Linked DNA regions of Homo sapiens: region 1 is linked to region 2. Evidence: chromatin loops called from intact Hi-C (ENCODE). Cell type or tissue: natural killer cell. All regions are shown on one strand. Each heading gives the region's core, and the rest is flanking DNA. Links, peaks and the distances in the headings are about the cores only. Region 1 overlaps JARID2 (jumonji and AT-rich interaction domain containing 2). Region 2 overlaps JARID2 (jumonji and AT-rich interaction domain containing 2).

The links. Hi-C counts contacts between places; a loop is a spot of excess contacts. Peaks named below come from ENCODE experiments on the same cell type or tissue, not always from the same donor. Only the 100,000 strongest peaks of a DNase experiment are listed, where the experiment ranks them.
Region 1: a loop joins it to region 2, with 2.7 times the contacts of the local background. A loop is called at or near these places in 4 of 110 quality-filtered maps.

The regions. Positions count from the first base shown.
Region 1 is chr6:15,359,819-15,371,889 of GRCh38, forward strand. All of the region lies in intron 1 of JARID2 (jumonji and AT-rich interaction domain containing 2), which reads left to right. Among named protein-coding and RNA genes, the nearest start is that of JARID2-AS1, 120 kb to the left of the region's middle. RefSeq lists an enhancer at 4,118-4,277. In natural killer cell, for the core only: no CTCF peak of the experiment used is centred there; a DNase peak (open chromatin) is centred at 5,663; H3K27ac peaks cover 472 bases.
Region 2 is chr6:15,293,299-15,305,369 of GRCh38, forward strand. The region is part of intron 1 of JARID2 (jumonji and AT-rich interaction domain containing 2); the gene reads left to right. Among named protein-coding and RNA genes, the nearest start is that of JARID2-AS1, 51 kb to the left of the region's middle. RefSeq lists enhancers at 3,563-3,652, 3,683-3,732. In natural killer cell, for the core only: no CTCF peak of the experiment used is centred there; DNase peaks (open chromatin) are centred at 3,513 and 6,423; H3K27ac peaks cover 5,744 bases.

The DNA.
Region 1 (12,071 bases), core at 1,781-9,780, 66 kb after region 2:
TGGGACCACAGGCACCCGCCACCATGCCTTGCTAATTTTTGTGTTCTTAGTAGAGATGGCATTTCACTGTCCTGGTCAGGTTGGTCTTGAACCCCTGACCTCAGGTGATCTATCTTCCTCGGCCTTCCAAAGTTTTGGGATTACAGGCGTGAGCCACCACGTCTGGCCGACTGATGAATTTCTAAGTCCTCCACTGTTACATTAGCAAAACCAAAACCTCATCTCTTATGAGTTAGGGCTTGTGATGTCAAATGTAGATTTTCAGAGAATGGCTCTTGAGTAATTTCTCTTTCTATCCAAGACTCTTCTGTGTTAGTCATTCTTTATATTTTATTTATTTCTATTTTATTCCTTTATAATATTTAATTAATTAATTTTTTTTGAGACTGAGTCTCACTGTGTAGCCCAGGCTGAAGTGCAGTGGCATGATCTCAGTTCACGGCAATGCCTCCTGGGTCCTGGTTCAAGCAGTTTTCTTGCCTCAGCCTCCCAAATAGCTGGAATTACAGGCATGTGCCACCATGCCCAGCTAATTTTTGTATTTTTTGTAGAGACGGAGTTTCACCGTGTTGGCCTGGCTGGTCTTCAACTCCTGACCTCGTGATCTGCCCGCCTCGGCCTCCGAAAGTCCTGGGATTACAGGAGTGAGCCACTGTGCCCGGCCTATTTATCTTATTTTTATGAGACAGGGTCACACTCAGTTGCCCAAACTGGAGTATAGTGGCTCAATCATAGCTCACTGTAACCTCAGAATGCCTGTGTTCAAGCGATCTTCTCACCTCAGCCTCTTGAGTAGCTTGGACCACAGGAGTGTGCCGTCATGCCTAATTTTAAGTTTTTAACTAATTTTAAATTTTTGTTGTTGTAGAGATGAGGGTCTCTTGCTATATTGGCCAGGGCTGTCTTGGACTCCTGGGCTCAAGCAATCCTCCTACCTTAGCCTCCCAGTGTGTGAGAATTACAGACATGAGCCACTGCGCCCAACCTAGTCTTTCTTTTTTAAAGCATTGTTTTCCCAAAGGCTCTGAAAACCTTGTTAGCCAAAAAAAGGCACAGCAAGGTCCGCCAACCTTGACTTGACTTCACTCCTGACTTTTAAATCAATACATAAAGGCTTTTGTTTATTTTTTGTTATTTTGCTCTTCAGTAAATTAGGGCACCTAAATTTATATTCTGAGTTTCGATTAAAACCACCCAACTACATTCATGTCTCTGGACTGAACTTTGGTATTTTCTCTAAGGTCTGTAACAGGTAACAGCACATTGAAAAATTCAGTGGAGGTGACTCCATTTACTGAGTTGAAAACCTTTGGATGTATTCGACTCCCTTTTTTCACACACGCCACATCTAGTCTGTCAGCCTTCTCTTGGCCCAGTGTTGTAAATGTTCCAGAATTTAACCAGTTGTCAGTCTTTGGCACCACCCTGGTCCTCATCTCTTGTACAGGTAACTGCCTCAGCCTCCCTTGTTTTTCCACACCACTGTCCCCCATGATTTACCCTCAACACTGCAGTCAGTGCTCAAAGTCTGCTACTTCTTTGCTCCGAAGTCTCCAGTGGTTTCCCATTTAGAGCAAATTTCTTATCTCCCCCACTTCCTCCTCTGTCCTTTCACACACATCACCGAAGTGTAAATGGTAAATTTCTACATACATCCACTTTGCTTATAACACACCTTTTGTTTCTTGTATGATTGCAAACTGTAAGGATAGGAAGAATCGTAACTTTGCTTCTTGATAGCCATATTTGCTTTCCCTAGCAGCTTTAACTTAAAATGAAGTTGTATGTATGCCATACCACCTTTTTTTTTGGCGGGAGGGTGGGGTCAGTCCTCATGGCTTTGGGTAAGTGTGAATTTCTTCATTAAACCCCCAACTGCCACATTATTCCAGCGTCATAGAGCTAAACAACTGCAAGAAACCTCATTCTGCATAAAGGAAGAAATGTTGGAACTGGCTGGGATGCACGGACCAAAGAAGAGGTTCAGTTTTGTTTAGGTAGCTGAAACAATGGTGATTGTTGTAAAGTATTGTTAGAGGTAGAGTTAAATCTTGTCTTTGGATTGGGAGCCCCCTTTTTTTTTTTTTTTTTTTTTCCCTGAGATGGAGTCTTGATCTCCCAGGCTGGAGTGCAGTGGTGTGATCTCAGCTCACTGCAAACTCTGCCTTCTGGGTTCAAGTGATTCTCATGTCTTAGCCTCCAGAGTAGGTGGGACTACACATGTACCAGCATGCCCCACTAGTTTTTGTATTTTTAGTGGGTTCCGCCATGTTGGTCAGGCTGGTCTTGAACTCTTGACCTCAGGTGATCTGCGCCCCCCCCGCCTCCCAAAGTGCTGGAATTACAGACATGAGCTGCCCCACCAGGCCTGGAAGAGGAGTCATTTAATTTGTCGAAAATATATCAGTTTAAGTGTTATTGAGGTCTTCTCTCAGGGTTACATAGGATCATGCATTCTTTGCAATACAGAACGAACAGCCAGCCTTAGGTCAGTAAGTGAAACAGACATAGCTGGTAAATTAAGACTACTTGTTTATTTCTAGGTGCCAACACATTGGTATGAAAAAGAATTGAGAATGGACTTTTTATTCTTGTCTCTTGAGAAAGGCAACTCTATTTACCGTAGCATTACTGTTGAAGTCATGATCAGTATGCAGTTAGTAAACACTGGCATTTGTTTGGACACGGGGTCTGACGATGAGAGCTTTTGCCCCTATGAGATGCTCATACCTTATCAATTAGGGGTGTTGGTAGTTGTGTAGAAATTAAAGCCTGTAAGGGAAGTTAGGCTGATGATAGGTCTTTATGGGCTCTGCAAGGAAATTTGGAGTTTTCTTCTGAGATTCTGGGGAGCCATGGAAAGGCTTCAGTAGGGGAAGTGGTGACATGGATGGTGTCAAATTGCAGCGTGGCTGTGTTTGTAGAGAAAGAACGTGGGGTAGATGGTTGGAATTGGGATTAGTTGGTGGTAGAGACATTTTAGGAGATTTCTTGTCTTTGGAAAGAGATGAGATTTCTGGTTTAAATAGGTATCCAAGGAATTGAGAGACAGACAGGATTACCTGGATTTTGAAAGCAAATGTCAACAATGAGAAAAAAAGTGCCAAGTCCAGTTTCGGTTTCTAGACCAGAGTAGCCAGGAAGGTGGTGTGGAGAGGGTTGTGGTGGGGAGGGAGGAGATTGTCAAGAAGATGATTTAGTAGTTATCAGTATTTAGATTATGATTGGAGATAAGGGGACGGCAGAAGAATCAAACTTGAAGGTGGTGGAGGTGATGAAACAGCAGAAAAGGTATTTTAGTGTGGCAGGAAAACCAGGGGAGAGTCCAGTTGCCGATAAAAAGTTTGCGTTAAATTTGGCAATTAGAGTGTTTCTCATGGCAGTGAGAACAGTTTTCCTGGAAGACTAGGATGAAAGTTGAATAGGCTGCATGTCTGCTGTTCAAACACCAGCACTTCTCACGTGTAATCCCTGAACCAGCAGCATTAGCATCACCTGAGAGAATCTCAGCGAAAGGAGGCTGTGCACAGTGTGTGTTCACAAGCCCTGGGAGTGTTCCTGATGTCTGCTCAAGTTTGCCACCATTGCCTTAGATAATTATTTGTTTTACACATGAGCCACTGTAAGATTCACAGAATTCCAGAATTGGAATCCAGGCTTCTTTGTACCTCTCACTCTTTCCACCTGCCACCTGTTTCCCTGTGTTGTGTCTTGGAATGGCCTTCAAGTGCCTGCTACGTGCTGGACTCATTGCTATGTCTCAGGAACATAAAAGGCGAGTAAGACACAGACTAGTCAGAATGTGATCTGTACTACTTCACACCTCTGAACCTCAGTTTCAGCATTTAAAAATGTTTGTGTGATAAGTATGCTAGTTGAAAAATGTGGAAGAGAATATGTACAGGAAATGTGTGTGCCCTGTCGCTTGGTGGACACACGTTATTAGTGGGAAATGCTTTTTGGAGGGAAAATGTGCATCAGAATGGTTTCTGGAGGCCCATACCTGTAATGAAAGGGTGCCAATCCCAGGGTGGTTATTAATTATTGGGAGGGCTGGAGGACACAGGAAGGGGTTAAGGCATATGAGACAACTTTATCTGTTTCTGGAAAAAATAAGGCAATATGTCAGTTTATGTTAAGTCCAAGGACAGAGTTTATTTGTAGACTTTCTGTTAGTGTGGAAATTTGCATGAGATAGACAAAAATAAACTGGTGGTTTGTAATATAACATGACCAGAGATAACCAGTCTTGTGACAATATACGTATACTTCTGTTTATTTCCTTGCTGGGGTTCGGGTGGGGTAGTTATTGTTCAACCAAAAAAGCCAGCGAGTCAGTCAGGCATTGATTGATCTCATAAAATGATCCCCCAGCAGTGTCCTGGGTCCTGGTGGAAGAAACAGCAGCACTAACTCCTTTCCATCACCCACAGGGCCGTAATTCTAACCAGCCCTGTCAGTAAGGGGCAACCATGAATCAAATCAAGCCTGTTTTGGCCACCCTGTGGGTACTTGGAGACTGGCTGGTGGATAGGACTGGTTTTTGTCTGGCCTCAATCCCGGAGGCTTTATTTTGTAGTGATTTCCTTAGAAAAGGATTTGAAGGTGTAGGAAAGCAGTGTGTCTTCAAGGCTTTGCAGACAGACTTTACTTCATCTTCAGGATGTTTCCTGCAAGAGGGGTTTCCTGCAAAACCCCTAGAGGCCAGATGTGCCCCACAGGACTGGAACCACTTCCAACCTGGAGAGTTGTATGAGTGGATGTCTGCACTTTGAATAGTTCTTGCCTGCTTTAGACTCTAATTTTCTTGTAAAAGATTTCTTATCTCCCACAGTTTTCTTGGTAAATGGAGTAACACATAAGGCACATAAGACTCTCAGGGACGTAGTAAAATGCACTATCACGTAACACGCAATGTCAATTGAAACCCTATCCAATTTAATGCAGATATGTCAGTGCTGTCCAAAAGAACTTCTTGTGATGACAGAACCGTTCTGTAGCTGTGTTGTCCATTGACAGGTGGTCGGATTGTGGCCATTGAGTAACTGAAATGTGACCAGCATGACTCAAGGACCTTAATTTTAAATTTTAATTGAGTTAATTATAAGTACTTACATGTGACTAGTGGCTACTGTATTAGACGGTGCAGATTAGAATGTGGCATTTGGGGATTTTTTGGGGGTATATCATAATGAACATAAAAAGGCATTAGTGATTAAAAGATCCAAATATTAGAATTTCTTTGTAAATAAATTAACATAAATTCCCAAGGAAATTCTAGTAACATAAATTCCCAAAGTGAAGTCATATATAGTTGCACACTGGCATTGGTGATATTGAACTATTTATTTGATTTGATTTTTGAAGACACTGGCCAATAATTTATTTGTAATTTGATTTCCTCGCCACCACTCCATCAGTGAAGGTACATTGACAATCCAGGTGTCTGTTAGATGCTGGAAGATAATCCTGCTGTAGATCTTGGGTCTTTTTTGATTACATTGAAAAAGCGAACCGTCAGATCCAGCACTGCAGGAGGTTTTAATGCCGTGTTGCGTGGTTCTGGCTGCTCTGTTCCCTGACTGCACCCTTTAACCATGAGCGTGCGGACGTCTTGCTGCCATGCTGCTGCCTTGACGACGGCGGATGTCTGACATGCTCAGACGCAAAAGAGCTGACTTGGCAGCTGCCCAGCAGATTTTTATAAAGGCTCAGTTGGTGGCCGGAGATTCAGCCTGTCAGAGTTGTGTTATGCAATAAATCGTTTTCAGCAGAAGTTCTTAATCCAATTTCAGCTGCAGCTTTTTTTTTTTTTAAATAGGCAGTAATCAAAGATAAGTACACATTATTTAATGGGAGTTTGGAAGAAGTAAAACTCTCCTTGCAGAAGCATTTTCAGGCCGTTTACCCTAACCTGGGAAGCATGTCTGTCTGAAGAAATTTGCTGCTTTGAAGTGCTTTTAATTTAAACCCTAGGCAAGGGAACATCATTCACAAGTTCAGTAAGTAAGTTTCTTCTCTCAAGATGTTTCCTGGCCCCTTATTTCCAGTTGTGAATGTTACTCAGGCTTCACTTTATTTGAATATTGACAGACTACTTTTTTTTTTTGGAATTAAATCAATTGGAAATTATTAGTACTACTGTTACTTTGTTAAAAGGGAAGAAAAGGTTATTTTAGACAAAGTTGAAGTTGTACCTTTCTCATTTTCCTTCATCACCCCCAACCCCATTTTTGTTTACACTTAATCTGTGGGAAGAATCAACATTCCCTCCCAATTTTTTATTTGGTGCTTTCGTTTTTCTCTCAAAGTGTTGCTGGAACAGGTTTGGCATATCAGGCAGCCACAAGTTGTTTCAAGTAGGGTGATTTAACAGCAGGTATATGAGAAACACGTTCTGAAAATAAAAGGCATTCATGTACAGGATTCCAGTCATTTATCCTTGGGAGGAGGAAATAGCAATCAATCCTTTCCTTGTCCATGGGCCTAGTTTTTTAGAATGTTTTTTTTCATTTGCTATTCAGCTCTGTACGGCTGTTGTTCAGATCCACCATCCTTAATCCCATGATATGACATTGCATGTTGGTCCTTTGGGCATTGGAGTCAGGAAAAGCACTTCTTTTTCTTTTTGAAAGTAGCCACATCCCTCCACCTGTAGAGCTCTAGCGATCTCTATATGTGGGTGGGGGGCGGGGGGGGCGGGGGGGGTGGGGGGTGGGGTTGGCAACTCCAATTGCCATGTCTTAGCATTTCTGTGAATTTTAATAAAGAGGCTCTGTGTTAGGAGATCTTCCTGCCTGTGATCCTGAGTGCTCCTTTCCTTGGTCTCCTATGGCCCCATCAATTCGAAGGCGATTTCTGCATTTCAGTTGGTTTTAGGTACTAGGGGTTGTGAAGAGCCTTTGATGTCCTGTGCCCCTGCCCAGTGGAAGCAGGATTGTTTTTTTGCAGCACCTTCCGTAAGTGCACCTAGGTTGCCACCTTCTGCCTCTTTATCACCAGGTTGTTATTTAAAACATTGGTGGGGGGTCTGAATTCCAACTTTAGAACAGATGTGTGTCACACTTACAATCCTGCTATGTCTATGTTATATTTGTTTTATAATATTTATTGTAGTGGCTTTATTTCTTTTTGGAGATATGGTTAAAAAAAAAGTCTTTGTGTCATTGTAGGCTTTTTTTGGTTTGTTTTTAATTGATTCAGATTTCCTGGAAGGGGCCTGGTAGAGTTGGTTGACCCATGACCCAGTTTCCACGAGGTATTTCCCTGTCGTTACTACCAGTGCCCTTGATTTGGGTAATAAATGACTTGACCACTCTACCTGTGAAGCATGAGTGTCTAAGGTAGTTTGCCTGCAAGTGATAGGAAATTAACTGTCTTCCATTTTTAAATAGATGTAATTGTCAGAAAATTGATTTTTAATTGATCAGAAATGTGTTTTCCTTTAACCCATGCTTTTTCATCTTTGTTTCCTTCTCCCAAATCAAGATGGCCTGAATTTGAAACCATAATAAAAACCAAGGTATGAACAAATTGCATAACGATGGTTTGCCAATTGTAGGCTAGTAATAGAAAATTCCTTCCCCTACTCCCACTTCTATCCCCACTACTAATAATAGTTTTTTTTCATATATTGTTTACATGAAGCCTCTGCAAACCAATAATTTTAATTTTGCTTTTACCTAGGAGTCAGTGTGAGTTACATATTTAACATCTCTGGCTACTAACACATTTCTGAGTTTTGAAATTTTACTTCCTGATCTGATATCTGCCATGGACTGACTACCAATGCCACATTTGCGTCAAGACTCTGGAATTCATCTCTAGAAATAACTAAAAGTTTCACGATTACTTCGTTTCCCCCATACCTTTGACTCTAAAGGGAGAAAGCAGTGGTGTGGACCTTATACTAAAGGAAGGCTGAGCAGAGAAATCATGATTATTAAATGCAGGTGGTGCTGAGCTCACTGCCCAACTCCTGCTTCCCCAGGAGAGGTTTGCTGTTAGTACAATCATGATGGAGTTTTCAAGTCTTTCCAGTCGACTCCAAGTATCATCCTCTGGGTGGCACCCATTCTGCGAGCTTTACTGACCTGGATGTCTCTGTTTTCTTGCACTAATGTACTTGAGTCCTTTTCAGAGATTTTTGAGGGCCCATATTATTGAAGAGTTGGCTGTCACTGCAGAACACCATCCTGTAAAGGCTTTTTCTTGGTGGGTGATCCAACCAACCTTGAGACAAATTATAAGAACTCTTGGTGTAGTTAGAAACTATATCAAAACAATCTGGTTTTTAAAAGTGTGGATCATGTACCTTTTTGTCTTGTAAAGCAGTTCATTAACCTGGTCTGAATACAACTTGGTTATATTATGCACACATAGCTTTCTGTCAGTGGCCTGTACAAGGTTTTAATTTTGATGTTTTTTGTTTTTTTGTCTTTAAAATGAGTAGAGGAGAGCATCACAGGAAAATAAAATTGTATCACTGGGAGCTGTGCTTTTGGTTGGATTGGATCCTTCATTTGGTTCTTGTTTCATGGTGATGCAATACTTTTACTTACTTCCTCCCCATCCCTGCAAAGAAACAGTCACCATGGAGGATATAGTTAACTGCAAACTCATGAGATCCTGCAGTGTCATGAGACTGTGCATGGAAATAGAATTATCTTCTTGTATGTGTTGGATCTGTTCTGGAGGATTATTCACATGTAATTTGAATGTATATTTAATTCTGGTTGTTGGGTTTTAAAGAGAAGTCATCCCAAGTTGAGTAACCAAAAGAGAAGGGTTTGAGAGACCGTGTCACGTAAGGAATGATTAAAGGAACTAGCATTACTTAGTGCCATACCTTTTTGGGTGTTTTCCGCTGTGCTCTTTGATCACTGAAGAGGAGTCAAAGGAAGATTTCTCAGGGTATATTTATATAGACATCTGAATTCTGACAGTAATACTGGCCGCATGGGATGGATGTTTGAAGCATTCGTCTTGGAGGTTTCATCTTTTCTTTCTGATGTATATAGGCACAGGATGGAGTCCTATTTTGCAGAGCAGAGCTTCTGAAACTTGACCGTGTACCAGAATCATCTGGGCATCAGTGCAGATTCTGAGCCCCTAGATCTGGATGGGACCCAGGATTCTGCTTTTCTAACAGGCTGCCGAGTGGTTAAGGTACAGGTGGTCTGTCTTGGAGTTGCAACACTATGGAAGGATATGTTGAATCTCTAGCCCGGACCGTCAGCTGTGGAGAGTTGTTACATGGTGTTGTCTGATAAAAGGCATGTGATGTTATCATGTGCTTACTTTCTGAGCTCTGGTATTTTATGTGTGTATTATAGAACTTGGAACAGTGAGTGGTTCTGTTCTCCTTTTTGTCTTTTAGTAAAAAGACTCACAGTCCGGGTTAGAGATAACTTGCAATGCCAAGTTGTGGCCCACAGACCACCTGTACCTTAACCACTTGGCACAGTGTTTTTTACTAATTTTAGTAAATTTTGTAAAAAAAATTATGACCATATACAAGTTTGATTCCTGACCAATTGCTCTTTTTGATAAGAAATTCTATTATTTTCAAAAGTGGCAGTAATCCTGCAGTTTAAAAGGAGCCATCACTTCTCCTCTAAAGGGCGTATTCCTGTGTCCTCTATATTAAGCTGACCAGTAAACCAGAATGCATGGGGTGCTTGGTTTTGTGGGCCATTCCAGAGTGGGCCAAGAAGAGGTCTGCACTGTCAAACCCTGACTGATTCTACCAAGGGGCCTGAAGTGGTTTACAGAGGACAAAGGGGATAATTTGGATTTTCAGACAGTGAGGTGCTAATGGGCTATTAGTTGACTTGAACATATGATTGAGAATGAATTATTGGATCTAGAGGGTCGGGCAGGAGCATCATGAGAGATTGCTGGAAATACAGGAGAAAGAGTCTGAACAGATGTAAGTGGGGTAGGGGAAGAGTAGCTGGAATCATTGGTCAACATTTAGCAAATGGGAGTGTGACAGAGTTGTTACATGTGTAAGACCATGTGGACATCTGGACTGGCACTTTTTCTTACAGAGAACACTGCAAAGTGGCTGAGGAACGAGTGGTAGCAGCCACTGTGGAGGAAGGATGTCTCCCCTAGGACACCAGCCTCTGCTGAGAATCAGAGGTGTGGCTGAGCCCCTTGGGATTAGTCTCTGTGGGGAGTGTTTTATGAGGATAGCAGTGTGACTTCTGGCACTGGATGTTAGACACTGGCAGGGCGAGTAGGGGTAAATAAATGTCAGTGGGAACAGTGAGACTGAGCTTCGTTGAGTTTGTAATTGATTCCAGAAGTATTTATTCAGCTCTTGCTATATCAGGCATGTTTTAGGAGCTGGGATACAGTGGTGAACAAGAGTAGTGATTTCCTTGCCCCGTGGTTAAATGCCTAATTAAATAAGACAGCTATTGAGAAAATGGAAAGGAAGGTCTGTATTGGGTGTATGTATTTTGAGTTTGCTTGACCTCTAATGATAGAGTTGTATCTGGGCTGTTTTTTTTTTTTTTTTTTTTTTAAAGACTTGCTCTGTCACCCAGGCTGTAGTGTGCAGTGGCACGATCTCTGCACACGATCACTGCAAGCTCTGCCTCCCAGGTTCATGCCATTCTCCTGCCTCAGCCTCCAGAGTAGCTGGTACTACAGGCGCCCGCCACCACGCCCGGCTAATATTTTGTATTTTCTTTTAGTAGAGACAGGGTTTCACCGTGTTAGCCAGGATGGTCTCGATCTCCTGACCTTGTGATCTGCCTGCCTCGGTCTCCCAAAGTGCTGGGATTACAGGTGTGAGCCACCGCGCCCGGCCATATCTGGGCTGTTTTTTAGAGCGTTCAGTACTGGTTGATCCTGAATGAAGAATGATATAGCCACAGCAGAGTTAGCATTAAACTGGAAGGATATTTCTTCTGGCCTTCCTCTCCCCCATCTTGGATAGGTTGAGTGCAGGCACACCTTTGCTGTCTGCATCTGGGATTCTGCTAGAGGATTATAAGGTAAGGATGATTCACCATGACCCTACAGTTGAGAAAGGCAGCTTAATTGGGACTATTTGGAATTATTACCTACTGGTCTATCTCTTGTGAACAGCACTGAGTCAACTCATCTACTAGATTTGTGTCTTGCATCAGCATTGAGGGAGCAGGTGACAAGTCTCAACCAGCACTGTAGATTACAAAACACTTGTGTGTTGTGTGTGTTTTAAGTTTGAATTTTAATGTGTAGCATTTGAAACCCCATAATCTGGGTCATGGATTTGCTTCTCCTGTATTTAAAGTACTTCATAGGTGTAATGAAGCTGCTTGTGTCAGTAACTGAACCTTAAATGCGCTTCCTTTCTTGTAGTTTTCATCTCACATGGTTTATGTTTTAATTAGACATTAGTTGTAGGGGAATAATTCTCTCAACTGGAGCCTGAAGTCAGGATGAAGGCACCAGCCTGCACAGGATGCAATAAATCGTCATGGGAATTTTACATTGAAAGCTATTTTGGGGCCTTATAATTTATAAACTGTGTACATGTAGGAAATAATAGTTTATAATCTCACGTCATTGTTTGTTGTGGAGATTCGAACAGTGAGAATAGGAACCTGGTGGTGATGAAGAGAATTCTGTCTGACAGCCTTTATGAATAGACTGAGGCTGCTGAAGAGGTGGATTTCAGCCTAATAAGCATTAACTCCTCCTGCAGTTAACACTATCATTCAGTTGCAGCTAGTATATTAGGAGAGCTTTCTTGCAAACCCAGGGGAGTTGCTGTAAAGATTAATTCAGCTATATCATGCTTTTCATGTGTTGTGGTGTCAAGTCAGTTGCATTTTACTCAGGTTGGTATTTGGGTTCCTCCATTTTTCTGGTTTTTAATCATTTGATTGGGAAGGTCTCCAGTGACCTACACGCAGTAGCAGGTTAGAAATTGTGTTTCTCTTGTTAGGTTGGGGCAAGGTTTGCTGGCTTCTCTTAGCCTTCATGTCCGAACCCTGACCCCGTACCGTGGTCTGTGGATGTTTTGGCTGTCTTGGGAGAGCGGACAGGAAGACTGGATGTACCTCCTTCTT
Region 2 (12,071 bases), core at 2,490-10,489:
CAGCTATTGGGGAGGCTGTGGCAGGAGAATAGCTTGAATCCAGGAAGTGGAGCTTGCGGTGAGCTGAGATGGTGCCACTGCCCTCCAGCCTGGGTGATAGAGCAAGATTCCATCTCAACAAAAACCCAAAAAACCTGCTAGCTCTTTGAAGGGACAGATGAAGGAATTAGTGGGCAGAATTTTTGAACGGATGTTGTAAATGTTTGTGATAAGGCCTTGTTAAATGTATTTCTATTTATTTAGTAAACACTGAGTTCTTAGAATTTTTCAGAAGGTTGTTCCTAGCCAGGGAGACAGGTATACAAACTGATCATTGGTATTAGGCAGTGTCATACAGGCAGACTTGACCTCTCTTGACCTCCTAAGAATGGTCCTTGAGACTGGATGCTTCCTTACCAGAAGATGAAGAGTCCTCACAGCCTGTGCCGGATTTCTCACTTTCTGTGGGAATGTGTCTCCCTGTTTCAGAATCAATTTGTGCTCTTTTGTTGTTCTGCTTAAGTGGGTATGTCATAGCATCTGGCCAACTCCTCTGCTATATTTGTCCTCTGAACACAAAAGGGTTGCATGCAGGCCAGTGGCCTGGCATTGGCTGCCAGGAGGGACCTGCTGGTCACAGGGCACCAATGCCTGCTCCGGAAGTTGATCTTTCTCTATCTCTTTTCTGTGTGAGTAAAGCATTGTTTGATCCAGTGTTTGACATTGCCATTTTCCTTTGTGACTCCTATGCCAAGTTGCAGTAGTCAGGACTTCTACTTCCAATAATAGGCAACAGCTGCCCCTTATAGTATGGTCAGTGAAGTGAGGGACTTGCACAGACCCTTTTGAAAGCTTCCAGGAAAAGGAAGGCCAACCACTTTAGGTTAGGTGCACCCCAGAGGGAAGGGAGTGCCCTTTTTTTCTTTTTTTGAGATGGAGTCTTGCTCTGTTGCCAGGCTGGCTGGAGTGCAATGGTGTGATCTTGGCTCACTGCAGCCTCCACCTCCCGGGTTCAAGCGATTCTTCTGCCTCAGCCTCCCGAGCAGCTGGGACTATAGGTGCGTGCCAGCACACCCGGCTAATTTTTTGTATTTTTAGTAGAGATAGGGTTTCACCGTGTTAGCCAGGATGGTCTCGATCTCCTGGCCTCGTGATCCGCCCACCTTGGCCTCCCAAAGTGCTGGGATTCAGGCATGAGCCATTGCAGTGCCTTTTAAAGGATGAGAAGAAATTAGGTAACAGGTCACAAGGTTAGAGAAGCAGAGTGAAAACCTGCTTACCCTAGCAAGTGAGGAGGAGTGAAAGTGCAGGGCCCAGTGCAGTGTTGTGTGTGCGTGTGCATCACATACAGATTTGCTGGAGTGGGGAGGTTGATGCAGGACATGGAAGGGAGATGAGGCTGGAGAGGTAGAACTTGCTCTGTCGGGAGTCAAGAACCAATGAATTGTAGAACCAATACATTGTACACTTAAAGCTGGGGTGGCGCGTATCCCTGATGTCGTGTGACTTTAGTGTGAGGGCCTCAACCCAAGTTTTGCATATAGTGAGTGATACAAGGGAAGGACTTTGTCTCCTGGAAGATATCTGGGAACTTGGGACAGAGCAGGCATCCTGGAGCAGAAGCTGTTTTAGGAAGAGAGTGTAATGAATTGAGATAACTTTTTCTTTTTTGGTGGATTAATAATTTCTTGAAAAAGGAAACCTATAAATCCAAATTCAAGAATTTAGATAACCTGAGAGCGATTAGAAACTGCCTAGCAAGGTCTTTGCCTGGTATAGAACCATCTTATTACTTCATGCAGACCATTTGTGTGACCAGATGTGTCATTTCTTTTTTTTTTCTTTCTTTTTTTTTTTTTTTTGAGACGGAGTCTTGCTCTGTCGCCCAGGCTGGAGTGCAGTGACGCCATCTTGGCTCACTGCAAGCTCCGCTTCCTGGGTTCACGCCATTCTCCTGCCTCAGCCTCCCAAGTAGCTGGGACTACAGGCGCCCGCCAACACGCCCGGCTAATTTTTTGTATTTTTAGTAGAGACGGGATTTCACCGTGTTAGCCAGGATGGTCTTGATCTCCTGACCTCGTGATCCGCCTGCCTCAGCCTCTGAAAGTGCTGGGATTACAGACGTGAGCCACTGCTCCTGTCATTTCTAATAGTAATTAGAAGTTAATTTATATAGGTAATAAGATTTGTGGAGTAAAGCATTTTAGGGCCATTTCAACGGAAAACAGTGGTTCAGCATTGGCATAGGTGCTCTGTGATGTAATGGAAAGAATACTGCATTTATTGTTGGAAGTCTTGATTGGAAGGAGATTGCTGTATGATGAAGACCGGTTTCAGAAATACATGTTTCAATACTGAATAGGCCCTTTGCCACTTAGGGTTATTTATTTATTTATTTATTTTTGAGACGGAGTCTCGCTCTGTCACCTAAGCTGCAGTAGAGTGGCACAACCTCGGTTTACTGCAACCTCTGCCTCCTGAGTTCAAGTGATTCTTCTGCCTCAGCCTTCTAAGTAGCTGGGACTACAGGTGTGCGCCACCATGCACAGCTAAGTTTTGTATTTTAGTAGAGATGGGGCATCACCATATTGGCCAGGCTGGTCTCGAACTCCTGACCTCATGATCCACCCTCCTTGGCCTCCCAATGTGCGGGGATTACAGGCCTGAGCCACTGTGCCTGGCAGGGTTTTATACTTAAAAACCATTTTATACCTCACGCAGAGAAAGACCAAGGACTACACCTGTCCAGCCATTTCGTAAGGCTAGACTCTCGTGCACAAAAGTATTTCGGTAATTTTTTCAACCTCCTTTATTTTGTGATCTTGCTTCTTCTCAACCCAGAAAAGATGTTTCCCTTTAAAAATAGTCAAAATCAAACACCAGTGCCTTGGTCAGTAACATTTTTTACTTCTTTGAAGTAAATGCTATTGTTTTTTTATTCTTGGCATAATTCCTAGCCTAAGTTGCTGCACTTGGGCATTTGTAGCGTGCATTCTAATAGAATCATTTTGGGAGTATTTGAACGTTGTGCTAGAGAAGACTGCAGCAGCAAATCAATATAACACGATATTCTCTGCATCTCTCAGAGCTCCTGGTGGCATTTATCTTCCTTCATACTTTTTTATTTGTTCTTACTTAGTTTGTGGTTATGTTTTACGAGTGGTTTTTTAATGAAAAGTTGCAAAACCTAGTACAAAGATTTTCCCAAATGTTAACCATAGCATATTTGTGTGACAGTATTCTCTCTCCCTTATCCCTCCCCATCATCCTCCCCGCAACACATAGTTTTTATAATTCTGAACCATTTGAGAATATGTTGCAAATATAATATCCCCTTATCACCAAATACTTCAGTGTCTATTTCCTAAAATTAAGGATATTTTGTTCCCAAGCCATAGTTAACAATGAGGACACTAATACTGGGAGGCCTTAAAGCTGCTACCCGTGTCCCTGTAACATGTCCCCATCGTCCTCTGAGCTCTTACTTCCTGACAGACACATTAAGGTGTTGTAGGCTCATCTTGGGTGTTCCCAGCCCCCTGTCTTGATCACTTTATGGTTTTTGATGCTGTTGTAAAGGTTTTGTTTCTTAAATTTCATTTTCCATTTTGGTTTCCACTGCAGTATTCATAGCACCTCAGGGCTGGCCCTGTGGCCTTATCTTGGCTTCCTGCTTACATCCTGTGACTGTCTCCATCCTCAGAGTGTCCCCTCCTAGTTTGAGTAACTGCAGTGAATCTGAGAAGTCCTGCAGTCTTTCCAGTCTGTCCTTGTCATCTAAAACATCTCCATAGGTGTCGTGACAACCAGATGTTTGTAGGTATTTCTTTTTAGTTGTCATTCATTGACTGCTTATCTGGTTATTATTATTTTTTAAATTATAATTTTTTTGAGAAGGAGTCTCACTCTGTTGCCCAGGCTGGAGTGCAGTGGTGTGATCTTGGCTCACTGCAACTACCACCTCCTGGGTTCGAGCAGTTCTCTGCCTCAGCCTCCCGAGTAGCTGGGATTATAGGCGCCGCCACCACGCCTGGCTAGTTTTTGTATTTTTTAGTAGAGACGGGGTTTTATCGTCTTGGCCAGGCTGGTCTTGAACTCCTGACCTCATGATCTACCCGCCTCGGCCTGGGATTACAAGCATGAGCCACCGCCCGGCCTGGTTGTGTTTTTATAAGTCAGGGTCCTTTCCCAGACCTCCACATACAGCACTCTTTTTTTTTTTTTTAAACTAAAAGTGTTTTTTTGTATGGATGGGATCTCGCTGTGTTACCCAGGCTAGTCTTGAACTCCTGGCCTCAAGCAGTCCTCCTGCCTCAGCCTCCCAAAGCACTGGGATTTACAGGCATGAGCCACCGTGCTTGGCCAGCAACTAGCTTGTTAAGGATGTTTGGCCCCTACTCAGTGGGGTTGGTAAGCTCACCTCATCCTTTCCTTTACAGGATCTGTGGCAAATCCTAGCCCCCTTTGAATCCTTTTCAGACTTCGTTTCCCACAACACTCCTGTCAGAGTTAGCAGGAGAGTGGAAACAAGTACTAGATTATTTAGTAGACCCTAGATTTTCTCTACAAATGTAAAATGTTATTTTTACTGTTGAAAATCAGCATATGTGTAGTACAGAAAATTTAGGAAGTGGAAAAAGAAAAAAAAAAAGACTGGGAAACTACAACATTCTTAATGCCCTCTTATATTTATTCAATGAAATCTATGCACAAGTAGATCTAAGACAATTGAGTCAGGTTTAAAATGTAGTATGTTTTCCTTTCCTCTTCTTAGGAGCTCTTTAGCAGAAACATAGTAGCCAAGACATTTTAGGGAGCTTACCCAACTTTTTCTTGATATGTAGCAATAGAAAATGGTGTAATCAGAATGCAGTCAAAATTGCATTTGAATTGTAGTTTAAGTCATTTCTTTTTATTTGATTAATTTGCTTTATTAAGTATCTTCTGGATTCCGCTCTCCTATGCTTGCAAAATAGTAAAAGAGAACAAATTAGAAAGAGAAGAAAATATTTTCGCGAGAAATGACTGCTAGTTTTCATTAGCAGTTGTTAGTGCAATGACAGTTCTGATAAGGTTCCCAAGAGCACTCATTGCTACAGTGAGAACTCAGAATTCCATGGGTATCTTTTCGGGCTCGGTGGTTCACGCCTGTAATCCCAGCACTTTGGGAGGCAGAGGCGGATGGATTATCTGAGGTCAGGAGACCAGCCTGGCCAACATGGTGAAACCCCGCCTCTAGGAAAAATACAAAAATTAGCTGGGTGTGGTGGTGCATGCCTCTAGTCCCAGCTACCCGGGAGGCTGAGGCAGGAGAATTGCTTGAACCCAGGAGGCAGAGGTTGCAGTGAGCTGAGATCATGCCACTGCATTCCAGCCTGGGCAACAGAGTGAGACTCCATCTCAAAAAAAAAAAAAAAGAAAAAATTTCCTTGAGTTTCTTATGTTTTGTTAACTTTCTGTTATTTGTACGGTTGAAACCTCAGAGGATTAGGATAATTGCCTTTTCCAGTTTCCCTGAGCTGCTGAAAATAAACTTTCATATTTTTACTCTCCATACTCAGTATAGTTTACATCTTTAAAAGTGAACATTTATACATGTATTACTTACAAAAACACTCCCTTCTCTCAGTAAAGACCCAAATCAATCCACTAGCAAACTAGAACAAGAGAAGTTAGTGCTGGGTATCCTTAAATGTGTTCTGAGAATGATTTTATTTGCGGGGGTGGGGGGCGGGTGGAGCAGAGAGGATGCTTTGGTGGTGAAATAATTTTGGGGTGCTTGGGTTCTAAGAGGATCATGGTGTACACGAACACATCTGAAGGAAAGAAACCTGGCTATCTGTACCCGACATTTGTCAAACTTCACTGACCCGTGAGCCTTAATTTTGAATACAACCCCTTGGACATAGGGTTCTCTGGAGCCTCCTTTGAGAAGGACCAAAGTCTTGTAAAGAACGTTGAGTGTAGTTTTTGTCCCTGCTGCCACCACCTAATTTGTAAGGATGAGGGCATCAGTAGGTAGCTTGTAATCTTCATTGGGTTCTCAAATTTTAGGTGTGTGTACAACAGAGGTGTGTTTGGTAGAGGAAGGGATGACTGGGATCATGAGTTAAGGTCTTGCATACTGAGGTGGTGGGGCAGTTTCAGAGGGAACCAAAACATTTGTTGAGTCCCAGCTTTTCATCAGGACTCCTGTGCTTTGTGTCAGAAATAGATGCCATCCCTTTTTCTGTAGGAAGGAATTTATAGTTTGGAGAAGGTAGAGTTGGATTTGGAACCTCAGTTGGCCTGCGTTGAGAACTGCTGGTTTCCTGCTCAGTTAGGCCAGTTAGGGGGAAATAAGAAGACTGCCAAAACCTGTGGCTTGTGTCTCAGTTCCCTTTCTCCAGCCACTGCACCAGAGTTTGGGCGCCACACAGATGGTTCTCAGTGGCAGTTCGCAGAGCGGTCCTCATTTGGCCGGAAGCTACTCAGGCAGCCTCTGTTTCCTCACTTCAGCGGGGTGGGCTTGGGTGTGGGTGAAAGAGATAAGATATTTAGCAGTGAGTCATTTTTTTCTGGTAGTTTGACCTGGTTGCTTTGAGGATGATTGCTTCATCCTTTCTCGTACTTTACCCACTGTCCCTTAGGAAAATGGGGGTCCTGTCCGGCCAGTGTTGTTGGTATCTCAGGCCCTGTGGATGTGGGATTCTGCATATCTCTTGAACTGCCTGTTTCCTCCCAACCTCCAAAAGGTTATAATGTCCCCATTCTTCTATGAGTGACCAACATGGAATGCCATGTATGCTCAAAATATGATTTCTCATTGGCCCAGTGTTTGTAAGAAGAAACCTCTGATTTAGGGTGTGCTTCTTTATCTCCTGCATTTGGGGTTGGGATAGGCAGAAATCTGTTGGAAAAATTTTCCGCAGTGAAGGTTGGATGGGTGTTCTGTCCTGTTTTTAATTCTTTGACCACAGGACCTTTTCTCTTGTAAACACTTAAAAACCTCTAAGGCTAATGAGCAAAGCCTGGTGTGATGTATATTTTAAGGAAAGGTGTATAACAATACATGTGTACAAGGAGGGAAGCGGAGAAGGGCATGGGAGTAGAAGGGATCATTCCCCTGCAATTGGATAAGTGACATTTAAGCTGCATTCCATGTAAGCTTTTGGGCCTGGAAACCTTCCCCTCCCATCTTCCTGAGATACTGTGCTTGTTGTGAGCTCATTCAGAGTAATAAACTGTACCCGTAATTCATGAGCTTGCAAGGCCTTCTTTAACCGCTTGCAGCCAGGAGACTAATGACAACATTTAAAATTATAGATTGCTCATTTTGGAGTCTATCTGTTTCGAGTTATGAATGAAATTTCTTAGCCACTTACTGGACAGTAGAACCTGTTTGCAAAGACCCAGTGTCCTCATGTTGTGTGTGTGTGTGTGTGTGTGTGTGTGTGTGTGTGTGTGAGAGAGAGAGAGAGAGAGAGAGAGAGACAGAGAGGAGGGGTGGAGAAAGGGAGCAAGCAGTCCCCCCTTTATGTATGATTCTTAGAGGTGTTACAGGATGCAGTAACCATGAGGACTCTGGTGTTGCACAGAAGTTGAATTCTTACTTGGAAAGTTTAGGTCTGGGACGGAAGGGTGACAGAAAAAGGTTAAGGTTACCCACACTCTATCAGTGGTAGTTATCAATGAGTGACTGTTGGTAGACAGCAAGCAAATGATACTGGGGTAAGAAGGTTCTGGATATGAAAGAACTAGGTAAGATTGCAAATGTAGTCTCTCTATAAACCAGATACTCAAAAGCAAATGTTTAAAGCAGCGTATAAGTAACTGGGTTGTCCATAACTATTTCAGAAATGGCTACAATTACTCAAATCCCAGGTCTTTAAAAATTCCAAAGGAACAGCAAGGGCCACATAAAGAGGAAAATCTGCAAAATGGTAGGGTGGTACCTGAGTTAGCAAATGGGAACTTGAGCTCTTCTTTACTATAAAATTTTTTTCTTTTTTCACAGAGTGCCGAGAGTATTAGCAGACCTTTAATGCATTTGGAAGTGACACCATATTAATCATGTGGATTTCACTTTCTGTCATGAGTTCTATACATTTTGGCTTGAAATCAGTCATCAGTGTGATATTCAGAGGTTTACTACATCTCATTCATACCTTTATTTTTTTTCTAGCCCTCTCACCCGGGTTTCATCTGAGTGACTAGAAGTGGCGTTTATTTATTGACTGTGGAGGTTAACTTACACTGATGGATGATTGCAGTCCATTTTCCACTAAGCGAGTATTACATGAAATGAGTATTGTTGACCACATTTTATTTTCTCTTGTGGAATTAACTCAATAGTCTGTAAGTCCTTAAAAGTAGTTTTTGTGGGGTAAGTCTCTTCCTTTTCCCATAGTGATTTGATAGGAAGACTGAGTGAAAAACAATAGTTGTCTTGTATATTTGAAACGTGAGGAAAATTATGTGGATACTCAAGCATTAAATTCAAATCAGTAAATGGGGCTGCCCTCTTTGGTATGTTGGTAAACATGTTTTATTATTAGCTTGAGAAGGAAATGCCTGGTATAGTGACTAAGACTGTAATAGGGAAAGAGAACTACTTTTCTGGAGCAGTAAAAGTTTTGACTAATATAGATGATCAGTGTTTGTGAATTTTACGTTGGTATGTGTTTTTGGTCATTGGTAACTTAACAGAAAAGTATATGTCAAGAGAAAGAATAGTTTATAGCTCTTTGGACATAGGAGGGAAACGTGATACCTTTTCATCTTTCTGAATGAAAGATGATGATTCCTGATCTCAAGTCTTCATTTTACAGGTATTTTACCATTATTACCAACATGTTACTTGAAGAGTAATGAAGAGGCCGGGTGCAGTGGCTCATGCCTGTAATCCCAGCACTTTGGGAGGCCGAGGTGGGCAGATCACCTAAGGTCAGGAGTTCGAGACCAGCCTGGCCAACGTGCTGAAACCCCATCTCTACTAAAAATACAAAAATTAGTTGGGCGTGGTGGCGTGCGCCTGTAATCCCAGCGACTCAGGAGGCTGAGACAGGAGAATCGCCTGAACCTGGGAAGCGGAGTTGCAGTGAGCTGAGATTGCGCCACTGCACTCCATCCTGGGCGACAGAGCGAGACTCTGTCTTGGGAAAAAAAAAAGAGTAAGGAAGAGAAAGCTTTCCATTGTTGACTTAGTAGTTCAAAGCCTAATGGTGTTTTTGCCTTGATAATCAGGAAGATTTATTCCTATGCTTTATATTGATTGTGGTCACTGTACTTTCTTTTACATGTTTTCTTACTTTGCTAGATTTGTTAATTTTTACGGTGACCCACTTTTAGTTAAGTGAGAATTTCTTTCTAAATCAGGCTGTCCATTGCCTAGGATAGCCAACCTTAAGGCAAAGGATAACATATAACCTCATTTTGTATCTGTTTATTGTGATCACAGGTTATTTGGTGGTTATTTATTTTTTATTTATTTTTTGAGATGGAGTCTTGCTATGTCGCCCAGGCTGGAGTGCAATGGCGTGATCTTGGCTCACTGCAACCTCCGCCTCCTGGGTTCAAGCGATTCTTCTGCCGCAGCCTCCCAAGCAGCTGGGATTATAGGCACCTGCCACCATGCCCAGCTAATTTTTGTATTTTTTAGTAGAGACTGGGTTTCAGGTTGGTTTCGAACTCCTGACCTCAGGTGATCCACCCACCTCGGCCTCCCAAAGTGCTGGGATTATAGGCATCAGCGACTGCACCTGGCCCAGGTGGTTATTTTTCAAAGTGAGCAATGGTTATTAAGTTAAATGACACAGGATTTTGAGTAAATTCGAAGTTATGCCAGGAATTATAATCCTAATTGATAATTTATAAAGGTAGCCTACAGAATTTTAGGTCTTACTGTGACAAACTAGTAGCAACTGGTTCCTCGACCAGCTTTCTGGTGGAATGTGTGATGATGATGTAAGGCATTCATCCTATAGGTAGCGCACCTCGAACTTGAACATTCATAGGCATCACCTGGGGATCTTGTTGAAATGTTGCACATTCTGGGGTTCATTCTGTTTCAGGCAGGGCCTGAGGGTGTGCCTTTCAGATAAGCTCCCAAGTATGCTACTGCTTTGCCTTGAGTAGCAAGGCTATGGGCAGTAATCCTGCACGGGCAGTGTGGCTGGCCAGAGGCTTATTGCCTCTCATGCAAAGCCACTTAACTCCTGGCCTTCCCTCTTTGGTGGGTGCTTTTTAAGCCTTAGGGCTTCTTTAAAGTCCAACATTTTTGTTCATAGGCTTTCTATACATTTATTGGAAGCACTGTTTAATATGCTTCTCACCTCTTTGCCCAGCCAAATAATACCCAATGTGAGAAGAGTTGCTCCTCCTTTGTTATTATTTCAACAATGTGATTAAACAATTTGGGAATGCTTTGAATACTGACCTCCGCTCCCAAGGACAAAACCCAAACTCAATCACTATTAAACAAAACAAGCTTGTTGAACAAGGAAATAGAAGTTTTCAACAATTTGACAGTGGTATTTCAGGTGCAGAGGTTACTGTTTGTATTATTAGTGTAAGGTGCCTTCTTTTTAGTTCACCTGGGCGAATCCTGGCTGCAAGTTTAATAATCGGTAATCTTGAAACCAGCATTAAACCCAGGGCATAATTTAGTGGTTGGGAGCACTGGGTTGAGACCTCAACAACAGTGATAATTCGTTTAAGCTGTGTGACTCTAGGCACGTTGCTTATGTTCTCTGGGCCTCTGTTTCTTCAGCTGAGAGATAATCACAGTCTCAACCTTGGTCTGGGTTGCTGTGGGGATTAAAGGAGGTAATAAATGTCAACTGCTGTAAACAGTCCTAGAGTAAGTGCAGGTGATAGTGGCTACTCCCGCTAATAACCAGCCTTGATAACCAGCTGAGGGCGCAGGGCTCAGGAGCCTCAGGATCAGCTGCCCATCTCGCTGCGCAGCCTCAGTTGTCCCAGCCTCCTTTTGCTCCTTTTCCTCCCTCCTGGAGCTGGTGGTAGAGAATGGACATAATTTGCTGATCCCCCCCCCCCCCCCGCCCACCCACTGTAACTTGGTTAGTTAAACCTGCACTTTTTGGTAAAATCTGGAGAGGTGATAATTTATTCACTTTTTTTAGAGGACTCTAAAGCCAGAGGATTCTAAGCCTCCAGGCCACCTCTCCCAGTCCGTCCAAGTTGCAGACACCAGAGAGCAGCCAGCTCATGGTTACAGTCCTTCTCTGAAGCAGCCAGACAATCATCGGAAGGCCCTTCACAGACTCCCATATCTAGATGAGTGATGCTTTACTTTTGACCTTTGTAGCATGGCCTTTCCCCCTCTAACCCTTTAATCATCTCTTTAAAAAAATCAATCAACAAATATTTATTGAACGTTTCCTTGTAGGCTTTAAAATCCACCCATAGGCTGCTCTGTGACTCTTAAGGATTTCTGCCCTGCATCCAGAGAGAATGCAGTAGCTCTGGCCAATTTACTTAGTATCTGCTTTCTTAGATTATGAGCATTTTCTGTTTTTCCTGGGAGTCCATGGGTGTGTCCAGTGCTGGCAGGGGGCACCATCAGGTTGCAAGGTTGAGGTGGTGCATCTTATCTGCTTGGTGAGGTGCAGGGAGGGGTGGAGCAGCTGTTTCCAGCATGTGTTTCGCTCTCTTTATTGGCCCTTTCAGCTGACTGCTTTTTACAACCAGTTATGATGGAACATTTAAGACTTGTTTTGGGGTCACCACAACCAAGTTTTCTCTTCTCACTGATTGGCAGGAGGGGTGCCCACTGGGAGCCAGCACAAGTCTGGGATTTTTTGGTTGGACAGGGTTTCTTGCCTGCAGTTTCCAGCTGGTAAATGAGCCTGGGCTTGAGGAAGTTGTCAAAGGCCTTCCATCTTTTAAATCTTGGCCATGTAGCTGGTATTGTTGAAGAAAACGTGAAGAAGGATTTTAAGAAATGGCCATTGAAGATTGATGTTGGCCGGTCATCCTGCACACTGTCCCTCCTTTATGTAGCGTAATGCAGGATTTCTTATTCAGAGAGCAACTCCGCTGTGGGCCTACCCCAGGAGAAAAGGGTGCAGGGAGGGTGCTGGCTCTGGCTA